2 separate regions of the Mus musculus genome follow, and region 1 is linked to region 2. A link is a loop called in an ENCODE intact Hi-C map of the cell type or tissue named here. Cell type or tissue: left cerebral cortex. All regions are shown on one strand. Links, peaks and the distances in the headings refer to the core of each region. The heading gives the core; the rest is flanking DNA.

Region 1 (5,375 bases), core at 193-5,192, 110 kb after region 2:
ATATATATATGCACATGTGTGCCTGTACAACATGTAGCACTGTATGACTATGGCTGTGAATATACCTGTAGATATGACTGTCCACTTGTGCTTGTGCAAGAGCATGTGTTTATGTGCATACAAGGTGTTTGTGTGTATATGCATATATACATATATGCATGTTTGGCTTGTATATATGTGGTATGTGTGCTTGAGTATATATGCACACACACATATATGTGTGTGTGTGTGTGTGTATAGTACAGGTGTGTCTATGAGTATCCATGTATGTATGTATATTGTATAGGCATATTTTTCTGTGTGAGCTGTGTGGATATGTGCTATTAATGTGTATATTTATGTTTACATGTATATGCAATGGGTGTGCAAGTGTAGATATGTGTACATGTTTTTTTTGTTTTGTTTTGTTTTGTTTTTGAGACAGGGTTCTCTGTGTAGCCCTAGCTGTCCTGGAACTCACTCTGTAGACCAGGTTGGCCTCAAAGTCAGAAATCTGCCTGCCTCTGCCTCTGCCTCTGCCTCTGGAGTGCTGGGATTAAAGGAGTACGCCACCACTGCCCGGCTTTTTTTGTTTTGTTTTGTTTTTTTTATGTGTACATAAACAATATATGTTAATATATGTGTATGCATGTATTAGTCAGTGTTCTCTGCTCCAGCTACGTTAACACTGCTAGATATGAAAGGAAAGTTCAAGAATCCAGTAGTTTCTCAGTCCATGAAGCTGGAAGTCTCAGCTGGTCTTTGCTGTACACTGCAATCCTGAAGAAGCAATCTCTAATGCCAGTGAAGGAATGGGAGAGCTAACAAGGCAAGAGCAAACAGAGAAAGCAAAAGCTTCCTTTTCCTCCTCCTTCTGGGTCCTTAGATAGGCTTTGAGCAGAAGGTGTGGCCCAGATTAAAGGATATTTTTCCCCCAACTCAAGTGATGATCTGGATTAAAGGTGTGTCTGCCTGCTTCACGATCCAAATTAAAGGTGTGTCTTTTTCAATTTCCAATTAAGCAAAAATCCCTTACAAGTGTGCCCTACATTGTGGGGTTTTAGTTAATTCCAGATGTAGTCAAGTTGACAATCAAAAATAGCAACTGCAATGCATGTGTATATAAAGTAAGTGTATGTATAGATACACATGTGCACACATGGATGCTTATACACATATGTGTGTAGTATTGTGTGGATGACTGTATGTGTATACATGTGAATATTCTGGTATGTGTATGTGTGTGTGGATAATTATGAGTGTATGTGCTCATATATCAGTGGACGTCCATATGTGCCTATGTAGTTGTATGTGTACAACATAGTGAGTGAGTGAGGCATGTGCTTACATGAAAAGGCTTCTCTGGAGGATAAGGTTTGAGCTAGAAACTCAGGACCAGGCCAGAGTGGACAGTGGTTCAGAAAGGTTAGCATAGATTAAAGGGGTGTCCTAAAGGTTAGCATAGGTTAAAGGGGTGTCCTAATTTGCTTTCTGTTGCAACAAAACACTGACCAAAATCAAATTGGGGAGGAAAGGGTTTATTTGACTTACAAGTTACAGTCTATCCACCTGTCCACCCATCCATCCATATTTGATTCAGGGCAGGAATCAAAGCAGGGGCCATGGAGGGATGCTGCTTACTGGTCCTTGCCTTGCTCGGCTACCTGCCTAGGAATGGTACCTCCCACAGTGGGCTGGACCCTTGCCCATCAATCATCAACTAAGAACACGCCCCCTAGACCTGCCAGTCTAGGAGGCAATTCCTCAACTGAGGTCCCCTCTTCCCAGGTGTGTCTAGTTGGCAACTGGAGCTTTGACGGGGGTTAGGGGGGTGAAGAACAGAAGGTGGTGGATGCAGCATAGAGCAGGCATGTGGACTGAGTGAGGGCAAAAGGGAGATGCGCCCGATTTGCGAAACAGTCTGGGAAATCCAGTGTGAAGTGGTCCAGTAGGGCAGGGGGAAAGGCAGCTGCTGAGCCACGGAAGGGGCTTTGAGGGTGACTCTGAGGGCAGCATAGGGGACAGCTAGTTCTTCCCTCTGTTGTCACTTGAGAGAAAGGTTCCAGACAAGAGCCAGAACTATGCGTTCTCAATTCAGCAAGGACCCCAGCAAAGGCATGTTGAGTCACTCAACGGCAGACAAGGATCTGGGTATAGGAAGGGGGATCCGAGTCCAGGGACATGAAATCCTACCTAAAGGGTTCCTGGAAATGAATTGAATGTCCCCTTTCTAGCTGGCTTCTGTTGCTAAGATGGATAGGTGGACAGATGGATAGCCACATAGGAGTCTGAACCAAGCCTGGTGGCTTCTTGGGACCACCCCACCAGGGAACTATAGGGCCGGGAGGGAGATACTTTGTGCCTTTCCTGTGCAGGCTTGCCAGTCAGGTTCTATGCCTTTTAAGTGCCATAGAGATGACCGGAAGGTGCAGCAGCTGAGGGCGACACCTTGTGGTGAGTTCTGTGCATTACAGGAGGGACTATAAATATACATGCATACCTTATATGTATGTCATCTCCCACTGTGTCCTCTTCACTGCCCCAACTCACCTTTCTCTTTCTGCCCTGTTTTTTCTTTCTTCTCTTCTCCAATCTCCTCTTTTTTTTCTCCCTTCCTCTCTCTCCCCGACCTCTTCCCTGTCTCCTCCCACTCTACCTATCCTCCCTCTCTTCCTCCCCCTCCTTCACGCCCCCCAGGCCGTCTTTAAATTTACTGTGTAAGCTGGTGCTAAGACCAGGCTGTGGCCTGCTGTAAGTTACTCTATATTGACTAAAACTGCCTTTTTTTCAGGTTGTGTCTTGCCCCCAGGAGTCTCTATTTTGGGGTGGAGGATGACGGCTCCCGCCCAAACGGATCTGCAGACACCATCATTCACGTAGCACAGACTAGTATGTGACTTATTCCTGGGCGTAGAAAGCTGGGTGCAGTGGCACATGCCTTTAATCCCAGCACTCAGGGGGCAGAGGCAGGCGAATTTCCGAGTTCGAGGGTAGCCTGGTCTACAGAATGAGTTCCAGGACAGACAGGGCTACACAGAGAAACCATGTCTCGAGAAACCAAAAAACAAAACAAAACAAAACAGAAAAAAAAAGAGTGACATCCAGGACAATCAAGGGACACACAATGAGACCCTGCCTCAATAAGCAAAAATAAATAAACAAATAAAATTTAATAAGGGTGCCACCCTTCAGGACAAATTGAGACTCTAGGGGCATATGGGTGATTGAAAATATTAGACACACCAAAGAAAGAGTGTAACCCCCTCACCTGGAGCCCTTAAAGTGACGAAGCAGTGGCCCCCACACCTTCTTGTCATCTGACACTCAGTGTGCGAATGAAGGACCAATATACAGAACACTCCAGGCTGCCTCTGGGGTCTCAGCACAGCGTGGTCCCTGGACTAAGAAAAACACTGAGTGCTGTAAGCCAGATTTAATAAAGCATCCTAGAAGCAGAACAGTTATCTGAGAGCTGTAGCCTATGCCCAACTTCAGAGGTTTCACAGGGGAACAATATTAGCAACCGGAGTAAGGGGTTTTTTTAGATTTTAAAATTTTTTTAAAGATTTATTTATTTATTATATGTAAGTACACTGCAGCTGTCTTCAGACACCCCAGAAGAGGGAGCCAGATCTCATTATGGATGGTTGTGAGCCACCATGTGGTTGCTGGGATTTGAACTTGGGACCTTTAGAAGGCCAGTCAGTGCTCTTAACCACTGAGCCATCTCTCCAGCCCCTTAGATTTATTTATGTATTTATTTTATGTATATGAGTACACCATAGCTATACAGATGGTTGTAAGCCTTCATGTGGTTGTTGGGAATTGAATTTCAGGACCTCTGCTCACTCTGGTCAGTCATGCTCGCTCAGTCCCTGCTCGCTCTGACCCAGAGATTTATTTATTATTATACATAAGTACACTGTAGCTGTCTTCAGACGCACCAGAAGAGGGTGTCAGATCTCATGATGGGTGGTTGCTGGGATTTGAACTCAGGATCTTCGGAAGAGCAGTCAGTGCTCTTACCCGCTGAGCCATCTCGCCAGCCCCCTAAGGCATCATTTTAGCCAAGACTGTGGCTGCTTTTTCCTAAGAATCTGCCTGAGACCAAACTGAAGAGTTTCGTTTTTGGTTTTGGAAGACAGAGTTTCTCTGTGTAGCCCTGGTTGGCCTGGAACTCACTCTGTAAACCAGGCTGGCCTCGGACTCAAGAGATCTTCCTGCCTTTATCTCCTGAATAATGGATTCAAGATGTGTGCCACCATGCTTAGCTTAAATTGAAGAGTTCGGGATTTTGTTGTCAGAGGACATTTTAAGACAGCCTAATGGCGACTCTTTCTTGTGGTTATTAATGATCACTCTAATGCATTGGGATTGTTATCTAGAAGGCAAACATAAGGGCAGGTTTCTGGGTACCAGGAACTACCCTTAGTCCTTCAGGAACCTCCCATAGCCTTCCACCAAGGTCAACTACCTCGGAAAGGGCACCTAGTTCCTGGTGACTCCCAGCAGCCTGTGTCGGCTCAGACCCCCACCCTGCTGCGTCTCATTCTGCTCACTCTCCCACTCTCGCTTCTCACTCTGCCTCCCGACCCCTCCCAGAGACAGCTTTGGCAGTTTGCTCCGCAATAAATCTTTCCACCCACGGAGAGGTCTAGTTTAGCAATTTCTCTGCACCGTCGCTTATAGGACATATATAATTACGTTTTACAGCAGGTTACAATTAAGAGATTGCCTTGAAGTCTCAAGAGAGCCCTGTGAACAGTGTTGGAATGAATTCATTTTGAATTATGATATGGCTACAAGCTTACAGGGGCCAGGGAGCAGAATGTGGTGGGTTCTAATGTAAATGGCCCCTGTAGGGTCATGTTTGAATCTTTGGTCCCCAGTTGGTGGAACTGTTTGGGAACAATTAGGAGGTATATAGCCTGTTGGAGGAGGTGTCATTGGGCTTTGAAGTTTCAAAAGCCTAAGCCCTTCCCAGTTAGCTCTTGCTTTCTGCCTTGTGTCTGTAGATCAGATGCAAACTCTCAGCTACTACTCCAGCACCATGCCTGCCTGCCTGCAGCCGTGCCCCTCACCATGATGGTCACGGATCGTGCTTGGAAACTGTAAGCCTTATTAAGTGCATTATTCTGTAAGTTGCCTTGGTCATGGTATTCTGTCACAGCAGAGGAGTAAACCAGGACAGGACCTCAACTGAGAAGATGAAGCCCTTTCCTCCCCAAGTTGCTTTTGGTCATTGCCAGTAATAGATATGTATGACACAGGCCAGACAGTGGTGGCGTATGCACTCAGGAGGCAGAGGCAGGAGGATTTCTAAGTTCGAGGCCAGCCTGGTCTACAGAGTGAGTTCCAGGACAGCCAGGGCTACACAGAGAAACCCTATCTCTGTG
Region 2 (5,375 bases), core at 238-5,237:
CATCCACATTGTTCCAGTGATTCCTCTGGGATTATGTTCCCAAGTCTTTCCCCACAGGGACCTTCCAGGCACAAGGGACTGCACCTGGTCCCATCACCTTTCTTTGACATAAACTAACTCAAATGAGACAACACCTCCATCAGAAGACCTGTGGCCATTTTCTTAATTAGTGATTGATGGGGGAGGGCCCAGCCCCACTGTGGGTGGAGCCATGCCCAGCAGGTAGTTGTGAGGTGTATTCAAAAGCAGGCTGAGCCAGCAGGGCGGGTGTGTGTGTAGGGGTTGTAAGGGCAGTAACCAGTGTTCCTCCAGGTTCCTGCCCTGTCTTCCTTCAGTGATGGAGTGTGACCTAGGAATTAAAAGCTGAAACAACCCCTTCCTGCTCTAAGGTGGTTTTGATCATAGTGTTTATCAGAGCAACAGAAACCCTCAGACAAGAGTGGACTAGTTTGACAGAAGATAACACACATCCGAAATCCCAGCGCCAGGAGGTGGAGACAAGGGATCCTAAATTTAAGATGATTCTCAGCAGCCGGGCGTGGTGGCGCACACCTTTAGTCCCAGCATTCGGGATGCAGAGGAAGGCACATTTCTGAGTTCGAGGCCAGCCTGGTCTACAAAGTGAGTTCTAGGACAGCCAGGGCTACACAGAGAAACCCTGTCTCGAAAAACCAAACCAAACCAAACCAAAAACCAAAAACAAACCAAAAACAAAAAACCAGATGATTCTCAGCTAAACTCCACCAAGTTCCAGGTTGGCCTGGTCTACTTCACAAAAAAGAACCTTTTTCTTTTTCAAGGAAGAAACTGGGGGACTGGAGAGATTAAGGGCTCAGAGGTTAAGAGTACCGACTGTTTTTCCAGAGCCCCTGAGTTCAATTCTCAGCAACCACATGGTGGCTCTAATCATCTGTAATGGGATCTGATGCCCTCTTCTGGTGTGTCTGAAGACAGCCACAGTGTACTCGAATACATTAAATACATAAATAGATAAATAAATATTTTTTTAAAAAAGAAGAAACTGGGCTTGGGGTGGGGGTAGAGAGATGGCTCAGTGGTTCAAGAGCGATGGTTGCTCTTGCAAAAGAACAAGGTTCGGTTCCCAGCATTCATTGTGGCTTACAACCACCTACATCTCTAGTTCTCTGGCCTCCACAGACACCAGGCACACATGGTGCGCATAAACACGTGCAGGTGAAACAAACAGATAAAGAATCCCCCCCCCCCCAAAACACAGCAGCAATAACCACAACAGACAAAAGCTGAGTGGGTAAAGTGTTTAGCTTGGAAACATAAGATCTGAGCCCCACATCCTCTGTAAAAGCAGGGCCTGAAGCCAGCCAAGTAGCTCAGATGGTAAAAACACCTTCCTGCCTCTAAGGTTGAAGACCTGGGTGTATACATACACACACACACACACATACACACACTATGTAGTAATTCTTTTTTTTTTTTTAAAGCAAGGCTTAGGGCTGGAGAGATGGCTCAGTGGTTTAGAATGCTCACTGTTCTTTGAGAGGACCTGAGTTCAGTTCTCAGGGCCTGTGCCAGGCAGCTCAAAACTGAAACTCCAGCAGCAGGGGATCTGGTGACATCTTCTGGTCTCTAAAGGAATTGCACTCACAAACAATTCTTTTCCCTACCTCTCCCCCACCCCCTCGATTAAAAGTTATGAACGATAGTGTGAAATTGTAATCCCATCACCAGAGAGGCAGATACAGAAGGATGCCTGGGACTAGTTGGTCAGCCTAGCTTCAGGCCAGTGAGAGATACTATCTTTAAAAAAATAAAATAAAATAAAAATAATAATACATTTAATAGGGCAGCTCCACAGGACCAACATCTAGGGTTGCTCTCTGGCCTCTGTACATAAACACACACACACACACACACATACACACACACAGAGGCACACTCCCCCCACTCACGCACACACTCACTCAAAATTCTAAAACCAGATGCTAGTGGCTCATGACTTTAATCCTAGTACTCTGGAGCCAGAGACAAGCAGATCTCTATAAGTTCAAGACCAGCCTGGTAAACAGAACAAGTTCCAAGAAAGCCAGGGTTACACAGAAAAACCCTGTCTAGAAAAAACATAACGAACATAAGTAAAAAATCCTAATATCAAACCCTATCCATCAAGTAAATAAACCAGTTTAAACTGGGAATTTGTAAAAAAGGGAGGTTACAGATAGGACCATAGGACCCATGTCATTGCACCTAGTGGTCAGGAGGGGGCGACAGAGAGACACTCAGCAGAATCAGATTTAGCACATTAAGGTACAACTTAGCTCCTGCAAGTAGGGAAGTCTTTTCCTTTCAAATCTCAGCCAGGCTAGGCAAATGCTCTGTGACTTCGAGAAATTTCCTTCAACTCTCTTGAGTCTATGTTTCCTCCTGGGAGAAGGTAACCGATCCCAGAGTGGTGGCCCACTACTGTAACTTCAACGCTCTGGAAGCTGAGGCAGAAAGGCCACAAATTTGAGGCCAGTCTGGGATACATATCAGGACGCTGTCCCCAAAACGAGTGCGTTTGGAGGCCAGGGAGAGCCATGGGGGCTGTAGGGGGATTGGCTGACTTATATACTGGGTTCCTACCGAGGCTGGAGGTCTAGCCATACTTCCTGGACCCCAGAGGGACAGGAGCAGAAGCACCCAGCAGTGACATCAGCTTAGATAATCACTTGTGTCAGGGGTGGCAACTGGCTAGGGTCTGACTTTAGGCTATCATCAGCCAGGGTCCAAGAGGCCCATGTTTACAAACTAACTCAAGAGCTGGGGTGGAGGGCAGACAGGCTGAGCTAGGGTCAGTCCCAAAGAAGGGACTTTCTGGATCTCTCATTGGTGGAAAGGCAGCCCTCTGTGTTCACAAGTACTGCCTTGTCCCCAGCTTCCTTCCTGAGGAAGTACTCATTTCCCTCATGGTCTGACTGCCAGCTCTGGTCCAGCCTCTGGTCCCACCCAGGGCTCTCTCCACAGTGGGCACCAGGATCCTAGAGTCCACCCAGTTAGCTGCTGCAGCAGGTAAAAATGAGGCCAGGGGCTTCTTTTGTTTGTTTTGTTTACTTTTTTTTTTCAAGATGGGGTCTTGGGGGCTAAGGATATACTTGATTTGATAGGTTCTTGTCTAGAGTGCATAAAGCCCTGGTTCCAGCCCCAGTACCTCATAAACCAGGCTTGGTGAAATACACGAAATCTTAGCAAGCTTGATTTAGCCATGCCCCCAGCCCCTCACTGGGGGATTCTAGGCAGGGGCTCTACCACTGAGCCACACCCCCAGCCCCTCCCTGGGGGATTCTAGGCAGGGGCTCTACCACTGAGCCACGCCCCCAGCCCCTCACTGGGGGATTCTAGGCAGGGGCTCTACCACTGAGCCACGCCCCCAGCCCCTCACTGGGGGATTCTAGGCAGGGGCTCTACCACTGAGCCACTCACCAGCCTTTCACTGGGGATTCCAGAGGAGCTCTCTAGCTTTTGTTTTTTGAAACAATGTTTCTCTGTGTAGCGCCAGGCTGTCCTAGAATTCATTTTGTAGACAAGCAAACCTCAAATTCTGCCTCCCAGGTGGGCCACTATGCTCAGCTTTTTTTCTTTTGTTCATTTGAGATGGTCTCTCACTGACCTGGAGCTAACTTGCTGAATAGACCAGGCAGGCTGCTCAGTGAGCCCTAGCAATTTGCAAAGCTCCACCTCCTCCAAACAGGATTACAAACTGCACCACAAAGCACAGCTGTGTTTTCTCCCCCCCCCCCATCCCATCCACCCCTACACAGATTTTTTTAAATGTGGGTTCCTGGGATTAAACTCAGGTTCTCTTGTTTGCACAGCAAATACTTTATAGACTATGTTATCTTCCTAGCTCCCCAATGCCTCACATATTACCACCAAGCTCCCTGTACCCTATGACAACATTCAAATACATTTGCCATCAATTTTCCCCATTTCCTGAGTTAGCCAGGTCTCCCGGAGGTCATGGGACTGACTGGGTGAAGCCCGTGGTTCCAATGTTATCTCAACGGGGTCTCTGGGTCTTAAGACCAGGGATTCTGCAGCCTTTCTCCATCAACCGGAGGCAGACGCAAAGGGAGTTGCAGGAACAGCAGGGTAGTACCCTGGTCCTGCGCCTGAGCCAGGCAGGTGTCTCCCATGAAGGTTTTGAATTTCCAGAACTGTGCACAAACCCCCACCCCTAATACCAAGTACCTCCCAAACCCCCAGAAGTACCACTTACCAGGCTTTGGGATAAGTCCTTGGAATGGCCTGGAAGGGAAACAGAAGTGAGCTTCAGGGGAAAGGGATGGGGACGAGGTTACCACCAGGTAGATGATGATACTAGCTTGCCAAGGGATTGGTAACAAAAGCCCAGGGTCCTTTTCAGACACTAGCATTCAATGTTTGACTCTTTGAGAGGTCTCATGGAGCCCAGCCTAGCCTTGAATCCTGATGTTCTAGCCAAGGCTGACTCTGAAAGTCTGCTCCTCCTGCTTCTACCGCCTGAGCGCTGAGGTTACAGGTATGCACCACTACTCCTGGTTTATGAGAGCTGGGGATGGGACTCAGGACTTCGTGTGTCCTAGACACGCCATGAAACCAACCAGGCCACTTCCCTAGCTTTTGTTTTTGTTTTAAAGAAAGGGTCTAATTATGAAGGCTGGGCATAACTTTATGGTTATGAAGGTTAACCCATAACCTTCCTGCCTCTGCTTCCTGTGTGCTGGGATTCGAGGCCTGTTTTGGGATCTGTACCGTGTGAGCATGTGCACGGGGGGTGGGGGAGAGAAGTAGTCTTGTTTATGTGCACACATGCATGCCAAAGGTCGCCTTCCAGAATCTTCCTTCATCAGTCTACTTTTCTTTGTTTCCTTTTTGAGCAAAGGTTTTTTTTCACCAAACACGGAGCAAGTCATTTAGCGCGACTGGCTAGCTGTAGTCCCTCTCCAACACCCCCTACTATAGGAACTTCTGGAGCCAGCTCCCAATCCCAGCCAGGCTAGTCTGAGCTCTTCCTCATCAAATACCTGGTGACCGTGAACTTGATCTTGTCAGCCACAGAGAGAATCCTTTCCAGGTTCTGGGAGCCAAAGGTGCAGGGTTTGCGGAATGGGATCCCGGGGGGTAGGCCTTCAATGATTACCGAGCCTGGGTTGCTTTTGATTCTCTTGTAGGGCACCTGCACTGGGTATTTGATGCCCAGAGCTTCACCTGGATAGGAGAGAGGCAGTTGTACCAGTCAGGAGCAAGAGGCCGAACAGACGGGGCAGGAGGAGTCTGGGGGCTTCTCTCCCAGAGGGCTGAGGATCTTTGTGGAAGATGGGAGAAGTTGTACGTGAACAGGACTTGGAGATCAATAATATGTGTACTGTGCAGAGTTG

What was found. Hi-C counts contacts between places; a loop is a spot of excess contacts. Peaks named below come from ENCODE experiments on the same cell type or tissue, not always from the same donor. Only the 100,000 strongest peaks of a DNase experiment are listed, where the experiment ranks them.
Region 1: it touches region 2 in a loop (5-fold over the local background); 36 of 42 quality-filtered maps call a loop at or near these places.

What each region holds. Positions count from the first base shown.
Region 1 is chr5:134,483,705-134,489,079 of GRCm38, forward strand. No RefSeq gene overlaps it. Among named protein-coding and RNA genes, the nearest start is that of Gtf2ird1, 30 kb to the left of the region's middle. In left cerebral cortex, for the core only: CTCF peaks have their summits at 2,438 (motif pointing left) and 3,571 (motif pointing right); DNase peaks (open chromatin) are centred at 2,425, 2,757 and 4,596.
Region 2 is chr5:134,371,873-134,377,247 of GRCm38, forward strand. It overlaps Gtf2ird1 (general transcription factor II I repeat domain-containing 1), which reads right to left. Exons shown (of 30, transcript NM_001081464.2): 21 at 5,022-5,205; 22 at 4,235-4,263. Among named protein-coding and RNA genes, the nearest start is that of Gm46925, 26 kb to the left of the region's middle. In left cerebral cortex, for the core only: CTCF peaks have their summits at 942 (motif pointing left), 1,577 (motif pointing left) and 2,232 (motif pointing right); a DNase peak (open chromatin) is centred at 2,251; H3K27ac peaks cover 452 bases.